2 separate regions of the Mus musculus genome follow, and region 2 is linked to region 1. A link is a loop called in an ENCODE intact Hi-C map of the cell type or tissue named here. Cell type or tissue: left cerebral cortex. All regions are shown on one strand. Links, peaks and the distances in the headings refer to the core of each region. The heading gives the core; the rest is flanking DNA.

Region 1 (3,452 bases), core at 441-2,940:
TATATTGATCACTAGTTACTAAATGGAAGCTCTGGCCAAGGGACAACAAGGTTTGGATGGGGGCTTATGGATAATAAACAATTTAAGAAGGAAAACACCTACAGTTCATATTGATAAAACATTCTGTATAATTGCCTTTGAATATTCTGTTTAGAACACTAATGAGAGTAACCTCATTAGCTATTAATTTGGAAGCACAATTTGGCACCCAATATTCTGTGGCAGGTTGGCGTGCTCCGTTGGCTTTGCCCTTATTTGTTGGGAAAGGCTCTTGCCTCCTGTGCACTGTGGCATATCCTATGAACCACACTACCCGGCAGCCAAAGGGTGATCAATTTGGACCAAAGTTGTGATTTTTGAGTGTCTAAATGGTACCTGATAAAAAGCCATTGGGGTCAGGTGGTGGCTATGGGGTGAGCGAAGGGTGTGGGCCTGCGTTAGTAAGTTACCACTAGGTGGCAGGCCAGGTAGGCATCAGACAGAGGGGGTGTCCCCTGGTGGAGACTAGATAGAGGGCTGTCTGCAAAGTCTACTCCCTCGATATGGCAGGAACTCTGCACCAGTGTGTGTGTGTGTGTGTGTGTGTGTGTGTGTGTGTGTGTGTGTGTGTGTCTATTGCAAGGGGAAAGGCGAATGGAAGAATGAGTGCCCAAACCCCAAACAAAAAGAGGTCCCTAGCATAGCTGCAATGAAACTGAAGCCCCCACGAGGGCTGAGGCTGTCACCTGGGAGACAGGTCAGACCGAGCACCGCCAGGTTCGGTCACAATTGGCCCTAGGAGCCCATCGTCAAAATAGATGCTGGGCCCAAGCAAAGATGGACTTCATCTTTGACACAGGAGCAGCCATCTCCATGGTAACCCCTCCCACAGGGAAGCTCACCAAAGACGCATCGACATTGTTGGAGCCTCCAGGCCAGTAGGTAATACTGATTCTGTGAACCATGGGATTGCTCTGTGGGAGACCACTCAATAAAACTAACTACCCCCCTTTGGGACCCCGTCTTCTCTCCTTCAGATGGTGCATGGACTAGGAGAAAGCCAATTACTGTCAGTCCTTCAGCCATCACAGAGAAACGCAGCGGCACTGAGCCCTGTCCCAGGAAATTTGCAACAATTGGCATGCATAGCATATGGATGAGTCCCCTGGAAGGAACATCACTGTGGGGGAAAATACCGGTCCTTCTTAAGAAGCTGTGACCGTGTGGACTTAACTTTGCCAGGGGCATAGGACAGTGCACCCGCGGAAGGACAAGGGGTCTCCTTGTCAGGGACTAGCCCGGAAGCGGGACAAGAGATACTCTGAAACTAAAGATAACAAAGTTAGAACAGGGGTGGTCCTGGTATCTTTGGGTTGGGATGTGTGAAGGCAGGGATGAAACAGACGGATGGACCCTCAAATGGTTAGAGCTTCCGCCAGTGCCTCTATGCCTGAGAGCGAGGTCAATTGGCTCCACCCATGAGCCTCTGCTCCATCCTGAGAAAAAACCAGATTTATCCAGATTTGACTCTGGCGCCCTCTAGTGAAAACGCTTCAACTTGCAAGTGGCTTGGTGGAGTTAGAACTGGGAAAACGGTTGGTTGCTAGATCTGTGTGAAGACCAGCCAGGCAACTTAACCCGTGCTGGGGTCACTAGCCCAACTCTAGAAAGCCAAACAGTCTTGGACAGCCCTGCTGACTCCCGCCTGACGGGTCCACATGTCCAGGCAGGGGAAGCAGGGGAAAGCTGCACCTTGGTGACTTGAACCAAGGCCTAAATGGCACATGCTTCGATTGTGCAGATGGAACCTGTTACCCAGTGGGGGATGGCAGGATGGTATTCCTGACTCCAGACCTAGATATTCTCCTTGTACCAGAGGTAGACCAATATTAAGGCCCTCATCACCGGAAAGAGAGGAATCCCATCTTACTCTCAACGTTATTGGAGATGCCCCTCAATGGCGCTGCTGTCACAGGAGCAACTAAGCTCAGGATCCAACAGGTCGGGCATAGCCAGCTGTCCAATCAAATCGAAGAGGGCCTCAGGCTAGGCCAGCAGAGTTACAGTCGCCTTGCAGAACTAGACAGAAGCCTTACGAAATCATAGCTGAAAGGTGACATAGGTGTGTCTTCAGAGGAAAAGATTGCTGTTTCTGCACAAACCACTTAGGGATCGTAGAGAAAATACCACATGGCTGGTGGAAAGCAAGGTCGGAGACTCGACAAAAGGACCTTCCTGGGGTGGTGACACCTGGACCTCCGGGAGCCCATGGCTGCTTCTGCCTCGCCCCTGGGTATGATCCTCCTGGCTGTCCTGTTGGGTCCATGCCTAACTTTTGTCACCAGAAACAGGAGAGCAACAGATAGACTCCATGCCCTCCACCGGCATCAGAGGTGCCTTGAGAAGGGTCACAAGGGATTCTGACAAAGGAGAGGAGAGAATGGGGTGGAGAGTCCTCAAACTGCCATGTGTTAAAACAACGGAAATTCCCCAGGGCTCGAGTTCCACTGAGATGTCCCCTCCTGCTTGTGGTTATCTCCAGAAACAGAAGGCACGGAGGAGGTGTGGTAAGTGACTTTTCACACTGCCCTGCCACCCCTGAACGGACATGTTGGCTTGCTTCCATACTCCCACCTAATAAAGGATATTGGACCCAAGACTTGGGGCTGACACCACTACAGTGTGGTTTGGGGACCAGTGTAGTGAACTCTCCTTTCCCCAATGGAACACGGCTATGGCTTGGTGACTCAGTTTCCTAGAAATTTCTGCCACAATAACACCATCTGTCTTAGTTACAGTTTCTGTTGTGGTGATAAAATACGTTGACAAAAGCAACTCAAGGAATGCGGGGTTTATTCTGGCTCAAAGTTCCAGCGACCAGCTCCTCGTGGAAGTCCCAGGGGGGCGGGAACTTGCAGCTGCTGGCCCTGTTACACCCACAGTCAGGGAGCAGGAACCCCGGCTGCTCAGCTTGGTTTCTTTTCATTCAAGACTCCAGCCCTGAGAGTGTTATCTCCCAATTAGGCCAGGCTTCCCTACCTTAGCCAACCTACTCCATCGAATCCCTTGTAGGCACGCCCATAGCCTTTCGTGATTCTAGGTCCTGTCAAGTTGACAACCAACGTTATTGCTTTGTTACATTAAAAAAAAAAAAAGATCGATTTATTTTTAATGAGTACACTGTTGCTGTCTTCAGACACACCAGATCCCGTTACAGATGATTGTGAGCCTCCATGTGGTTGCTGGGAATTGAACTCAGGACCTCTGGAAGAGCAGTCAGTGTTCTTAACCTCTGAGCCACCTCTCCAGCCTGCTTTGTTACATTTTGAACATCAGCATTTGCTTTGCTCCCAGGCCTCATCTCCTGTGTCTCTGGAGGTGGTGGAGTTTTATAAATTGTTAATCTGCCTGGAGTGGATGCCCTGGTCCGTAGTGTAGAAGACTGGGTGTGAGAACTTCTCATGTTCTTTCCC
Region 2 (3,452 bases), core at 654-3,153, 180 kb after region 1:
GCAATTGCTCAATTGAGGTTCACTTTTTCTGGATAATTCTAGTTTCTGTCAAATTGACAAAAAACTAATGAGCATGCATTCTAAGAAATTAATTTATGAATCAGGCAGCAAGTAAGGTACTAAGACAATAATAAGACAATTATAATGATATTCTGTTACAATAAGCACTTAAAAAGCTAGAGAGATAATTCAGTTGTAGCTTTTGCAGAGGACCTGGGTTTGATACCAGCACCACATAGTGGTTTACAACCAACCCTAACTCCAGTTATGGTGGAAGCTGATGCCGTCTTCTGACCTTTGTGGGCACCACGCATGCGCACACTTGCACATACATATATGTAGACAAAACAGTTATGTAAAAAAGTGATATAAATATTAAAAATATAATTACTTAAAACCTTAAAACCATTCATGATCACATATAATATCAACTCTACCTTCTGACAGCTTCCTTTTTAAAAATTGATGTTAGTAAACTAGTTAAATTCTTTAAGCCTTAGAAGTTTAACATCAAAAGAACTGCATGATTCTTTAAGATTTATCCCAAAGAGAAGAACATAGGTAAGGTGCCCAGATACGTTAGCTCCTTATTTTCTTGTTCAGTCATTAATAGATTTTCTTAAATACTTATTTTCTTCACAAAGCAGCATTGCACTACCAAGACTGTAATAAAGAGTCAGCAAAAAGCATCTCATGTTTTTGCTTGCTTTTTTTTTTTCCTCATGATACAACTTGCTGGGAACCTTCAGAGAAAATACAATGTTACAATGGTTTTGTTTTTATATATTGTTATCCTCTTGCTTCTATCTAATTAAGAACGGCTTATAGCCAGTTTCACCATGTCATATGTGCTTGTGAGCACACACTTTACAGCTGTAATAAGTGGGATTCTCTATGGGAACTGGACCAACAGACTACCTATATATTATAAAAGGAGACTCAAACGGTTTACATTGCAGAGGGATGGGAATGAGTTTACACGGGCAGTTCAATGGGTATCTGTACCCTGGTGAGGCTGGAAACGCTGACTCCATGGAGCTGACTTCTTCAACAACCTCAGCCTGGCATAGAAAACCTGGAAGATTCATGAAGACTTGCTTGCTCTCAGTCCACTGCAGTGCTGAAGAAGCCGGAGGCTGATGCTGTCAGAGGATGGGGGCGGCCACCGTCGTGACAGCAGCAGCAGTGGCAGCAGCATGGAGGGAGAGACAGATGCACTCACAGGAGCCAGTGCAGACAATCAACATGGCTTCGTGCTCAGATGCCTGGGCCATGCATTGAAAGGTGCACACACTCAGATAGAGAGTCTTCCCCTCTCAGGTAATCCTTTCTGGAAATGTTTTCACACATCCACTTAGGAGCACTTCTCTTAGTTAATCCCAGATCCTATCAAATTAACAGTATTAACCACAGTGGTTGTGCTGAGTAGATTTATCATGGAAAAGTAATATAGTGGTATCCAAAGTCCACATTGCTGATCACAGTTGTTGACTAGAGAGAAGTAAAGAAGTAGAGTGCTTCTTCAGAGAATGGGCTTCTACTTCTTGTCTCTTATGAGATATCTGAGTGATAAGAAATCAACTATCATTTTAGATCAGTCCTGCAAAGTGTTAAAATTTCTGGAGATTTGGAGTACCAATAATCCTTCCACATACCACTTCCCCTCTCCCCCCTTTAGATGCAGTAATTGGGATCCTGAGTCAGGTCATAATTCTATTTTCATCTTTTTGAAGATTCCCCCACCCCAAATATCTGGACCATCAATATATGAATGCACTATTTAAAATTTTATTTTATTATTATGTGTGTGTGTGTGTGTGCATATCTGTGGGTATGTGCATATGGGTGCACATTCCTGTGGAGGCCACAAGAGGGTGCCAAGTCCCCTGCAGCTGGAGCTACGGTGCATGTGAGCCACCCAACATGAATGGTGAGACCTTGGGTTATCTGAAAAAGCAGTATGTGCTCTTAACTATTGAGCCATCTCTCCAGCCTATCAATGCTCTCTTTTATCCACCTGTCACACATTGATCTTTTGACTAAGTCCTTACAGCGACCTTCCTCCATGTGAGGTCACAGGCCATTGTGGTTTGGATTATTGACTTGATTAGTTATGGTGAAGATACTGCTGTACACATGTTGGCCATTTGAACGACTTCTTAGAAAAATGCCCTCAGATTGTCTTTGCCAATAATCAAGTTATCTGTGGATTTTACTTTTAGTTTTTTTTTTTAAATGTTTTGTCATTGAATTGTATGAATTATTTACATATTTTAGATATCAACTTTTCTTTTTGTTTTTAAAATTATAGTTTGATTACAACATTTATCCCTCCCCCTTTCTCCTCCAAACCCTGCCATAACCCCTCCCTACTCTCCTTTAAATTCATGACCTCCTTTTCACTGTTAATGCATGCATATGTATCTGTCTATACATATATTTTTCTTAGTATAACTTGTTGAGTTCCCATAAGTTATTTGTATGCATATTTTCAGGGCTGGCCTTTGGCACCAGACAGACAATGGGTGTGTTCTTTCCTGGGGGGGAAGCATCTTTACTGCTTCTAGCTTCCCTCAGTCTCCTGTAGTTCTTTATGTGAGGTGTTAATTGTCCCACCCCATGGGTTGGCTCTCTATGTTTTGGCTTGCTGTGTAGTTTTGCAGATTGACGCGGTCTCACTTCTTCATTCTGTTGAGACTGAGGTGAGATGAGATTTTGCGGCAGTGTGACCACACCATAACTTCCATTCCCACTTTTCACCACACATGCTTACCTTCCAACAGTCATCCTTCCGTGAACTCTTCGTTAAGAGTGGAATGATAGGTTGCAGAATTTTAAACATGACACAGGTATTAGCATGATATCAGTGAAATAGAAAGAAATTTTATATTGTGAATACAGATTAACTAGAAACAAGATGACACCCTTACAGGACAACAAAATTATGCAACAAAAATGAAATCTACATGTTTTGTATTTTATTTTTCATATCCTCATTGGTCTGCCAAAGAAAAGGGAAGTACTGAGCTTGTTGTAAAAAGTTTTCACAGTAGTTTACAAGCTCTTATTACCTGCTTGGTTAGAAGGAAAAGCTTGGCTGTGACATTAATCAAATTATTCCTCTTTCAGAGCTCTCAGAAAACACGAAGCAAGCAATTTACAGGTCTTAATCTTTTTCTCTTTTAAAAACTTGATAGGGTCAGATATTTGATCTCTGACCATGAACTGAACAAGCACCTGTCACCTCTCAGGGTGAATGAGGTTCCAGCTATCCTAGCTTTACCACAGCAGACATGTTCTCCAGATTTGAGTGGTAAGAGGAAAACAGAACTCCCAAGAGAAGCTGGATTCCTTCACAAAGCACTATATGCACTATATATATTGTGAGCTACCACCACTACCACCATAGAATAAAGGAAAAATAAGCCCTAGCCAGGGGTATGTCTGCTAGC

Evidence for each region. Peaks named below come from ENCODE experiments on the same cell type or tissue, not always from the same donor. Only the 100,000 strongest peaks of a DNase experiment are listed, where the experiment ranks them.
Region 2: it touches region 1 in a loop (2.8-fold over the local background); 1 of 42 quality-filtered maps calls a loop at or near these places.

What each region holds. Positions count from the first base shown.
Region 1 is chr17:65,556,476-65,559,927 of GRCm38, reverse strand. It overlaps Gm35400 (a long non-coding RNA gene), which reads left to right. Exons shown (of 4, transcript XR_385703.3): 1 at 1-921; 2 at 1,017-2,272; 3 at 2,474-2,546. Among named protein-coding and RNA genes, the nearest start is that of Gm35400, 1.8 kb to the left of the region's middle. In left cerebral cortex, for the core only: CTCF peaks have their summits at 445 (motif pointing right) and 1,514 (motif pointing left); DNase peaks (open chromatin) are centred at 1,528, 2,520 and 2,755.
Region 2 is chr17:65,372,462-65,375,913 of GRCm38, reverse strand. All of the region lies in intron 13 of Tmem232 (transmembrane protein 232), which reads left to right. Among named protein-coding and RNA genes, the nearest start is that of Tmem232, 170 kb to the left of the region's middle. In left cerebral cortex, for the core only: a CTCF peak has its summit at 1,866 (motif pointing right); a DNase peak (open chromatin) is centred at 1,149.